Linked DNA regions of Homo sapiens: region 2 is linked to region 1. A link is an interaction called in ENCODE POLR2A ChIA-PET data of the cell type or tissue named here. Cell type or tissue: MCF 10A. All regions are shown on one strand.

What was found. ChIA-PET counts read pairs that join two places held together with the same protein. Peaks named below come from ENCODE experiments on the same cell type or tissue, not always from the same donor. Only the 100,000 strongest peaks of a DNase experiment are listed, where the experiment ranks them.
Region 2: POLR2A ChIA-PET joins it to region 1 with 5 read pairs; 1 of 35 experiments calls an interaction of 5 or more read pairs at or near these places.

The regions. Positions count from the first base shown.
Region 1 is chr7:129,967,370-129,972,369 of GRCh38, forward strand. All of the region lies in intron 1 of UBE2H-DT (UBE2H divergent transcript), which reads left to right. Among named protein-coding and RNA genes, the nearest start is that of UBE2H-DT, 17 kb to the left of the region's middle. RefSeq lists enhancers at 1,001-1,643, 1,644-2,285. In MCF 10A, no CTCF peak of the experiment used is centred here; a DNase peak (open chromatin) is centred at 2,642.
Region 2 is chr7:129,777,376-129,782,375 of GRCh38, forward strand. No RefSeq gene overlaps it. Among named protein-coding and RNA genes, the nearest start is that of MIR183, 4.9 kb to the left of the region's middle. RefSeq lists enhancers at 1-409, 2,948-3,793, 4,640-5,000 and silencers at 2,108-2,237, 2,388-2,467, 2,528-3,327. In MCF 10A, no CTCF peak of the experiment used is centred here; DNase peaks (open chromatin) are centred at 2,636 and 2,956.

The DNA of each region.
Region 1 (5,000 bases):
ACACAGCAAAGGATCCATCGTGCCTTCAGCTGACAGCTCTGTATTGTCAAGCAGGGGAAGGGGTGAAGGATAATTTTACCAAACTGTAGGATGATTGGCTTGATTCCTATCACATTCTGTTTGGCTAAAAATGAAGCTGTTCTAGGCCAGGCACGGTGGCTCACGCCTATAATCCCAGCACTTTGTGAGGCCAAGGCAGGTGGATCACGAGGTCAGGAGTTCGAGACCAGCCTGGCCAACATGGTGAAACCCTGTCTCTACTAAAAATACAAAAATTAACTGGGCGTGGTGGCGTATGCCTGTAGTCCCAGCTACTTGGGAGGCTGAGGCAGGAGAATCACTTGAACTCGGGAGGCAGAGGTTGCAGCAAGCCAAGATCGCGCTATTGCACTCCAGCCTGGTGACAGAGTGAGACTCTGTCTCAAAAAAAAAAAAATGATGCTGTTCCAGGCCGGGCACGTTGGCTCACACCTGTAATCCCAGCACTTTGGGAGGCCAAGGCGGACGGATCACCTGACGTCAGGAGTTTGAGACCAGCCTGAGCAACTTGGAAAAACCCCGTCTCTACTAAAAATACAAAATTAGCAATTAGCTGGATGTGGTAGTACATGCCTGTAATCTCAACTACTCAGGACGCTAAGGCAGGAGAATCGCTTGAACCCATGAGGCGGAGGTTGCAGTGAGCTGAGATTGCACCATTGCACTCCAGCCTGGGCAGTAAGAGTGAAAATCTGTCTCAAAAAAATAAAGAAATAAATGAAGCTGTTCCAAACCTGGACAGTGGTTGGGCCAGTGATCTAGGCCGTCTACATAGTTTCAAGCCCAGCGCAAACTTGGAAGGCCTCTAGGCCTTGCAGACAGTTGCATCTTTTTCTATCTTTTTTTTTTTTTTTTTTTAAAGACAAAGTCATTCTCCTGCCTCAGCCTCCCGAGTAGCTGGGACTACAGGCGTCTGCCACCATGCCCAGCTAATTTTTGTGTTGTTAGTAGAGATGGGGTTTTACCATGTTGGCCAGGCTGGTCTCAAACTCCCGACCTCAAGTGATCCACCTGCCTCGGCCTCCCAAAGTGCTGGGATTACAGGTGTGAACCACCACACCCGGCCAAGATAGTTGCATCATTTTGTCATGAGGAGAGAACACAAGAAATCTTTCAATTCACATGCTTTTTTAAAACCGGTGCTTACAGAAGTTGCAGTCACAATACATCTGGCTGCTCAGAACATCAAATTTAGAATCTAAACAGTTTTTCCCTAAGTCAATGTTCTGGACCCAGTTTATAAACCTCCTTAGATTTGCTAAGCCCCACTCCTTCCCAGGCCTTGATCCTGCCTCAGTCTCTCAGTCTTGCAGTGCTTCCCGCGTAGTGAGGGCAGTGCCGGCTGCATCCTTCTGTGGCTCTCCAGGCACAGCTGTCACTGCCATGGCTTCTTTCCTCACACAGCCACTGCCTCAACCTCCCCTAGGAGTGAGGGCCAAGGTGCAGCAGCTCCAGCACCAAACTGGACTCCAGGACCTTCTGGCTCCCCAGTAGCTGCTGAGAGGGGCCCAGTAACACAACCTGCACATGAAGGGGAGTTAACACCGTGGGGTGGACTTTTATGGAAAAGAGAGAGGAGGCCGGAAGGAGCCCGCAGTGGCTCATTCTGCTGCTGCTTTGTCCCCATGTGATTCTTCTAACGCTTGGAGGCCCCCGAATGAATGAAAACACAACGACCTGTCATCCATAATGAGAACACGTTCCTTCCTCAGCTGCCTAGCTTCCCCTCTTCCTCACTCTTGCTGCCCTGGGCTTGCAGCCCACCCCAGTGAAACATTAACCCTTGGGCTTTGCCTCTAGCTCTGTTTTCTAGGAAGCCACGTTAGGACAGGCAAATTATGCATTTACTTGAGGGTAGGAGCTTTACAAACCCTCCTGCTTTTCTACCTTGCACTCTTAAGTAGAAACTTCTCTCCTCTCTGGGAGGGAATGGTACTAGAAAGATAACTCTAACCCTTCTCCCAACCTCCAGTACTCCATGGGGTGACCATCAGCCCTTGGCAGGAAAACAGGGGGTGACTGTCCTGCACGTAGCCAGTAGTGTTGTCTAAGACTGGAGTCGGGGGAGAGTAAGTTGAATTCTGTGAGGAAAAGATAGAAAGCCCATTTTGATGTAGATACCAACCAATTTTTTTTTTTTCCAGATGGAGTCTTGCTCTTGGAGTGCGGTGGCGCGATCTCGGCTCACTGCAACCTCTGCCTCCCGGGTTCAAGTCATTCTCCTGCCTAGACTCTCGAGTAGTTGGGATTACAGGGGCGCGCCACTACGCCCAGCTAATTTTTGTATTTTTAGTAGAGACGGGGTTTCTCCATGTTGGTCAGGCTGGTCTTGAACTCCTGACCTCAGGTGATCTGCCCGCCTTGGCCTCCCAAAGTGCTGGGGTTACAGATGTGAGCCACCGTGCTCCGCCATTACCTGTATCTTCTTGCCTCAGAAGGAACGTTTGTGCAGACACTGCCTTTCCTGAAGTCAGTGTTTGACTTTCTGGTCCCCTGAGGCTATTTTCCTTCTCTCCCCACCCCCATCCCTAAACAGATATTCCTTGTTTTCTTGCAGAAGGCCCCACCCAGGCCTCACCTTCCCCTCCTCCACTCCATGGTGGCTTTTAGTGCTTGTGTGATTCACACGTGTCCATGTGCCTTTGCTTGCGGCTCTGTTCACCTTCCTGATGCCTGAATTTCAAGCTCCTGAAAAGGAAACTTTCTGGTATTCACTGGCATTGAATAAAGACAGGAAATAAGTGTCTCAGCACAGAAGAATTTCAGTGTATGCTACATTATCTAAGCTACCTCCTTGCCTGGGATTTTCAAGCAGTGCACAAAGAAGGGGTAAACCTCCCACATTCTTTATCTGAGACCTTCTGAAACACACTCAGGGTCTCAGAACCACTGGCCTGGCCTCTTGGTTACTCACAAGGCTGGTCCCAGCCACCAGCGATGACCAGTTAGCTTCCCTGCTTCCATCCAGCCAAGACCTAGCCAGGACTTGTCTGTCATGCCTGGTATTTTCTCTTGTTAAACTCCTGACTTCTGGGTTACCCTCAATTCCTTTTTTTTTTTTTTTTTTGAGACGGAGTCTCACTCTGCTGCCCAGGCTGGAGTGGAGTGCAGTGCCGAGATCTCGGCTCACTGCAAGCTCCACCTCCCGGATTCACACCAATCTCCTGCCTCAGCCTCCCCAGTAGCTGGGACTACAGGCACCTGCCACCATGCCTAGCTAATTTTTGTATTTTTAGTAGAGATGGGGTTTCACTGTATTAGCCAGGATGGTCTTGATCTCCTGACCTCATGATCTACCCGCCTCGGCCTCTCAAAGTGCTGGGATTACAGGTGTGAGCCACCGTGCCCGGCCAGGGTTACCCTCAATTCTCAAATCTCTCTCCCCAACCCTGAAGGGGAGGAAAAGGGGTGCAGTAGCTTTTGGAAATGCTTGTCTTTAGGGTAGGGAAGGTGTGAGACAGTCCCTGGAGTCTGCTCTGCAGTGAGTTCCCAGTCTCAGTTTCCCTCCCACACTGGCAACTGGGCTCAGAGCTGCGGGCTTCCTCCAGAGGCCAGTGGAATGGAAGGCTTCCTGCCCGGATACTGTGGAGTGTGAAGTTCACCTGCATGTGGGCCACTCCCTCGGAGGGCAGCCAAGGCTGGGGAGGTGGCCTGGTTTGGGAGGAAACTCTCAGAGAGGTGCCAGGATGCTTCTCCACACTTATAAATCCAACTGCTCACCCCTACCTTACAAGCTATTAGTTCCTCAAAAGGAAACAGAATAAGATTGGCAGGAAAACTGAGGGAACATTTAGAATTCAAATAGAATAACCACAGTGGCTTGTAGACCTGAAATTATTTTTCACTTTTAATATCCTTCCTGATTTAATTTTTTTTTAAACGAAGTGTCACTCTGTCGCCCAGGCTGGAGTGCAGTGGCGCTATTTCAGCTCACTGCAACCTCCGCCTCCTGAGTTCAAGCGATTCTCCTACCTCAGCCTCCCGAGCAGCTGAGATTACAGGTGCCCGCCAGCACACCCAGTTAATTTTTGTATTTTTGGTAGAGACAGGGTTTCACCATGTTGGTCAGGCTGGTCCTGAACTGCTGATCTCAGGTGATCCGCCCAAAGTGCTGGGATTACAGGCATGAGCCACCGCGCCCAGCCTCCTTTCTGATTTGAAAAGTAATATGTTCCAGCCGGGCATGGTGGCTCATGCCTGTAATCCCAGCACTTTGGGAGGCCGAGGCAGGCAGATCACCTGAGGTCAGGAGTTCGAGACCAGCCCGACCAACATGGAGAAACCCTATCTCTACTAAAAATACAAAAAATTAGCCGGGCATGGTGGGGCATGCCTGTAATCCCAGCTACTCGGGAAGCTGAGGCAGGAGAATCACTTGAACCCAGGAGGTGGAGGTTGTGGTGAGCCGAGATCATGCCATTGCACTCCAGCCTGGGCAACAGGAGCGAAACTCTGTCTTAAAAAAAAGAAAAAAGAAAAGTAATATGTTCCTGGCTGGGCATGGTGGCTCACGTCTGTAATCCCAGCACTTTGGGAGGCCAAGGTGGGCAGATCACTTGAGGTCAGGAGTTCAAGACCAGCCTGGCCAACATGGTGAAACCCCGTCTCTACTAAAATACAAAAATTAGCTGGGCGTGGTGGTACACTCCTGTAATCCCAGCTACTTGGGAGGCTGAGGCAGGAGAGTTGCTTGAACCTGGGAGGCGGAGGTTGCAGTGACCCAAGATCATGCCACTGCACTCCAGCCTAGGCAACAGAGCAAGACTCCATCTCAAAAAAAAAAAAAAAAAAGAATATGTTCTTAGTGGGGAAAACCTGGAACATGTAAAGAAAATAATGGTCTTGAGGCCAGGCGCGGTGGCTCATGCCTGTAATCCCAGCACTTTGGGAGGCCGAGGCGGGTGGATCACGAGGTCAGGAGATCAAGACCATCCTGGCTAACACGGTGAAACCCCGTCTAC
Region 2 (5,000 bases), 190 kb before region 1:
TCACCCCTCCTAACCCAAATGCGACAGGAAGCCCAAGTGCCGCAGTGCCTGGGGGGTGCCACGCCCGCTGGGGCCTCTCCATCCTGGTGGAGGGAGGCTGGGGCCTGGGCCCTAGGGAAGCAAGGTCTCCCAGCTCTCTCGAAAAGCGGGTAAGAGGAGCTCTCCGACATCAGCAGCAGAATCCCCACTCGGAATCTCAAAAGGGAAAACAGAGGCCTATGGCTTGGCGCAGGTCAGGATAGCAGCCTCTTCTGCCCTCCCTGCAGGACACAGCCCTGACCTTGAGATCAAAGGCACAGAAATCCGCTTCTGGAGTGGGAAGATGAAGACAAGGTCTCCCACACCCGCTGGGCGTCAGCGCCTGGCAATGGAAGAGGACCAAAAGAGATGCAACTTGCAGGCCAGGCTGGGCAGCCAGGGACTCACAGGGTGTGTGGGGGTCCTACACATCCTAGGAGGTCTCCACAAAGCGCCCCCTCCCACCTTCGGTCGCTCTCAGCCCCACCCTCCTGAACTCTACTTGGGCCTTCTTAAAACTCGAGTCCCCTTTCCCCTAGGGGTGTCCCTTCCTGGGCACTGGTGCCCAATGCAAAGGGCAGGCCCCCAACCCCTTCCAGTGTTAGAGGTGAGTGTTGCAGGACTCTGGGCTATGGGTACTCCGGGGTCCTTAGACAGCACATAGCCTACCGCTCGACTCCTGGCTCTCCTCTCCACCTCTACACAACGAATCTGGAGTCCAGGGTCCCAGCCGCGCCACCCACAACCGGTCTGGTCCTGATCCCTCCAGTCTCTATCAAATGCCCCTGAGGTCCCAGGGGCTAGAGGCTGCTGGGGCCCTTGAACGGGCATGCCCTGGACGCTGCGCCTGTCATCCTGTGTCCCCATGAGGTGCTGGGAGAGGGGCCCAGAGCTCCTTTCCCCGAAGCCCAGGCCGCCACCGACCCATTAAATAAATACTCAGGTGTCTGGGGTGCGGAGCTCACTCCAAGAGCCACTGGGCCCCGGTAGGAGAAAAAGAATAAACGAAATCCTCACAAGTGAGGCCGGCATCCTAGAATTTTCTCTTCTTTGCGTAAGGCCGACTCCAGAGGTCCCGCTAACTCCCCCGCAGGAGCATGAAGGGGCGGCCTTGAGCGGTAAAGAAACGAGCAGTGGTGGAGGCTGCCGCTCCGAGCCCAGGTCCGAACCGAGAGCCGCGCGGGGAATGTGGGGGTCGAGGCTGAGAGCTGGGCTTGGGGCAGGTTCCTTTGCGTTCGCTCAGGCCACGATGAGGCCACTAGGACAGATTTCTCCGAAGGCTCGGCCTCGGATCAGAGATCCGCCGACTCGGTGCCCATCGGTCGGGCTCACTGGGTGACAGGTAGAGGGTGATGCGCACCCGTAGAGCTGAGTGACCCGGCCCGAGAATCCGCCACCTGGCTCGCAGGATTTTCGCCCTCAGGAGCTTTGCGAAGACGGGCGCAAACCTGGGAGGCGCCGCCGCACCTTGCCTGTGGGGGTGGGGAGGTCGATTACGGCACCGCCCGCCCTCGGCCCTAATCGCTCAGAGCCGGCCTCAGTGCCCCTGCCCCCGGCGGGTATTACTGTACACGGTGTCCGGGAGCCCGGGTTGGAAGAGCAAACGAATGGCTCAGCCTGGAGGACACCGTGGAATCGGGCGACCCCTGACCCCGGGTGACACCCTCACTGCCCATAGTCCTGGGATGCGCTGACCGGTGAGGCGCCAGAGGCAAGCCGTCCAGCCGCCGATCTTGGGGAAGGGCTGGGAACCTGGGTGCCACTAGCGCTATTAACAGGAATGGGGCAGTTGAGGGCGGGGAACGGTGTCTCATTCGCGTGCGCCGGGGTTCCCGGGATGAGTGGCCGCGAAGTGGAGGCACACGGGAGGTCTGAGAGCCGCTTTCCCCCAGAGACTGGGCGGGGCGGCTCCGGGCCACGGAAGCAGCCTCGAACCAGCCGCGCAGCCCTGACAAGACGCTGGAGGGGCCAGCTCCGGGGCCCCGGCGCTCTCCGCAGCCCCCTCCCAGCCTGGCGCTTCCGCCTGAGCCCACCAGGGCGGCGAAACGCAGCCCGACCCCAGCCAAACTCCTCGCGGGTAGGCACCTCGCAAGCACCGGCCGCACTCGGACCGCAGCCGCTCCCGCCCCCGCCCCCGCCCGGGAACAGCGCTGGGCGCTGGGCAGACGCCACTGGCGGACCCGGGACCCAGGCGCCCCGTGGGCGCCTCCGCCTGAAGGCGCGGAAGAGCGAGTAGGCACTGCCGCGTCATCCCCGAAAGCCAGCTGCGCCGGGACTTCTGCCCTGCACCCGGGTTCTAGTGCGGCCGGTCCCGGGCGCCCGCCTCCGCCTCCTCTACTGAGCCCCGCTCTGGCTCCGCCCGGCCCGCCCCCCCGCTCCCGGCCCCAGACACTCACCTGCGCCGGCTCCAGGCTGGGCGCACAGCCGCCTCTCAGCTCCGCGCGGAGTCCACACCAGAGAAGCCAGGCAAAAACGGCCCCGGTTTGGAAAGAGCCGCATGGACGGAGCTTGAAGCGCGCCCGGCCCGGGCCCAAACCTCCGCTGCCCCGCGAGAGGGGGCGGCGCCGGAGCGCCGAGCCCAGCGGGGGAACAAAGGGGAGCCGGGACCCGGCCGCGCGCTTCCTGGGTGTCGGGTGACAGGTCTGCCGGGGAAGGCCCCGGCCCGGCCACCTGAAGAGGAGCCGCCTCCGCGCTGCAGGCGGGGGAGGTCCAGAGGGGTACCTGGGCCCGAGGACCGGAAGAACAGGGGGCGCGGGCTGCCCGGACCGCGCGGCTGGACGGAGGCCCTGCGGCTCCGGCACGGCTGCGCGGGGGCTCGACGGAGTGCACAGAGAATGACTCCAGGAGGGTTTTACCGCCCCCCGCCCCGGGCCCCGCCCGCCCCTCGCGCAGCGCCATTGGCTCAGGTGCCGCGAGGCGGGGAGGGGCAGGGGGCGGGCCGGGGATGATTCACCTTGAATGTGGCTCCGGTTGGTGCGCGGCGCAGGGCACGCCCGTCCGGGACTGCGGAGACGCCGGGAGCCCCGCCTGCTTGCCCAACCCGGCCGGGTCTGGCCCCAAGGGGTCCCGTCGCCCGCCTTCTATCCCCGCCTCCTGCCCTCGGGCTAGGGTGCCGCTAGCCGAGGTGCGCCCGGACGCCCTGCCACCCCAGCGCCCTCTGAGCCCGGAGCTAGCCGAGGTGTGTGTGGCGTGGCGTGCTTGGAAATCCGACCCTGGGAGGGGGGAGGGGAAGTGCGTTGGGAGCTGGGGCGCACCGTAGGGCCACTGGACGATCTCTGCAGTCTCCCCGCAGAAAGGTGCTCAAGGCTGACCTGTCTCAGGGGGCGCACCCGGACCCAGGGGCGCAGGGCTGGAATGGGGACAAGGGGCCTCCATGTCCTCACACGCCCACCCTCGGCCAGTTCTGCGGCCTCACAGGTGTCTGGCCACCGCTGCCGCCGCCGCCGGGAACAAAGGCTGTCTGTCCCAAGAGAGGGAGGGGGAGGGGAGCCGCCCCCCAGACCCGTTCCCATCTCCCCCTCCCCCCACTGCGACAGTGGCTCCCTCGGGAGGGGGCGGGGCCAGCCGGGGCTGGGGCGCGGACGCGGATTAGATCCTTCTCAACCGTCCTTTGGTCTGACACCACCCGGAGCATTCAGAAGGGACCGGGGGGCAGGGGCTAGGTCCTCCAAGCTGTCAGCGTTGGGGTGGCCTCTTCCTTCTTCCCCAGCATCCTGAGCACCGGAGCGCCCCCTCCCTCCCTGCTGCTTTGGCTGCCCTTGGCAGTCCCAGCTCCGCCCCGCCCGGCCGCCCCAGACGGCAACGGCAGCTCAAAACCAGATTAAAATAAAACGTTAATCCGCCCTTCTCCTTTTTAGCTTCTAGTTCTTCCCAATCGACCCCCGCAGATCTGGCACCCTAGAAGCCCCTGTAAAATGAGGGTGGTGCTTAGCCTATGCTCCCACCAAACCTAACCCTTGCACTTGAAGACCGTTAACACCTTGTCTTGGGCTCGAGCAAAAGAAGGGGGTGAGGCAGTGGAAGCGGGGCCCGGGAAATCTATAGTTTCCCCACCCCCAGCTCCTGCCGAGCCGGGAGGGGCCAAGGGTGACGGCAAGGATACGAACCCTTCAATATGCCCGACTCCCGGGCAGGGCCTGCTGAAGCCGTAGATGTCGCAGCCAGATGGATCGGGAAGCAAGATTCCCACCCCAGGTGGATAACTGGACGAGTCTCAGGGCCTCGGGGCCCCTCTCCCCATGCAGCCAGGGATGGGCACGGTGAGCGAGAACCCGGACAGCGGAGATAATGAGCACGTCACAGAGCCCAACGGGCCAAAAGGGGGTGATAGCTCCACATTAACCCCTCCCCGTCCTACTAGCATTCCCCCGCCCATCTAGGTCGCCTCGAGCCTCCCTGGCTGTCTCTGCACCCGCGCCCTACCTGGTCCTCAGACCCATGCGATGCTGGGCAACCCGGGCCGGGTGTGCCCAGGACCGCAAAGCGGGAAGCGCAGGCCTTGCGGACTGCGAGTGGCCCCCGCGGCCTGCTGCTCCCCTTTATAACGCGCGCCCCGCCCCCCGCGCTCCGGGCGCCCCGCCCTGGCCCATTCACCTGCTGTCGAGAACCAGACACCGCGCAGCAGAAAGCTAGCCGCTGGGCCGCGAGGTCCGGCCGTCGGAGCGGGCGGGGCTGGGGCGCCGCCGAGACAGATCCGATTTCCACCTTTTCTTAAATGCGCTGCTGAAAGTCGAGAAGGCCCCGGCCGGGGAGCTCGCGTCGCTTCCTCCCCCCTCAGCTCCCCTCGCACCCTGAGTCCCCCAGCCCCACTCCGGGAGGGGCCGCGAAACTGCACCCGCAAGGGCCTCATACATATTTTAAGGAGCAGGCCAGGCAGGTAACCGGAGCTGGACTCGGACGGTGAGGGGGCGGCCCCCGGGGACCTGATACCCTGGATCCCTTACGGCTCAGGGCTCAGGCGGGGGAAGAGGTGGCTCAGGACG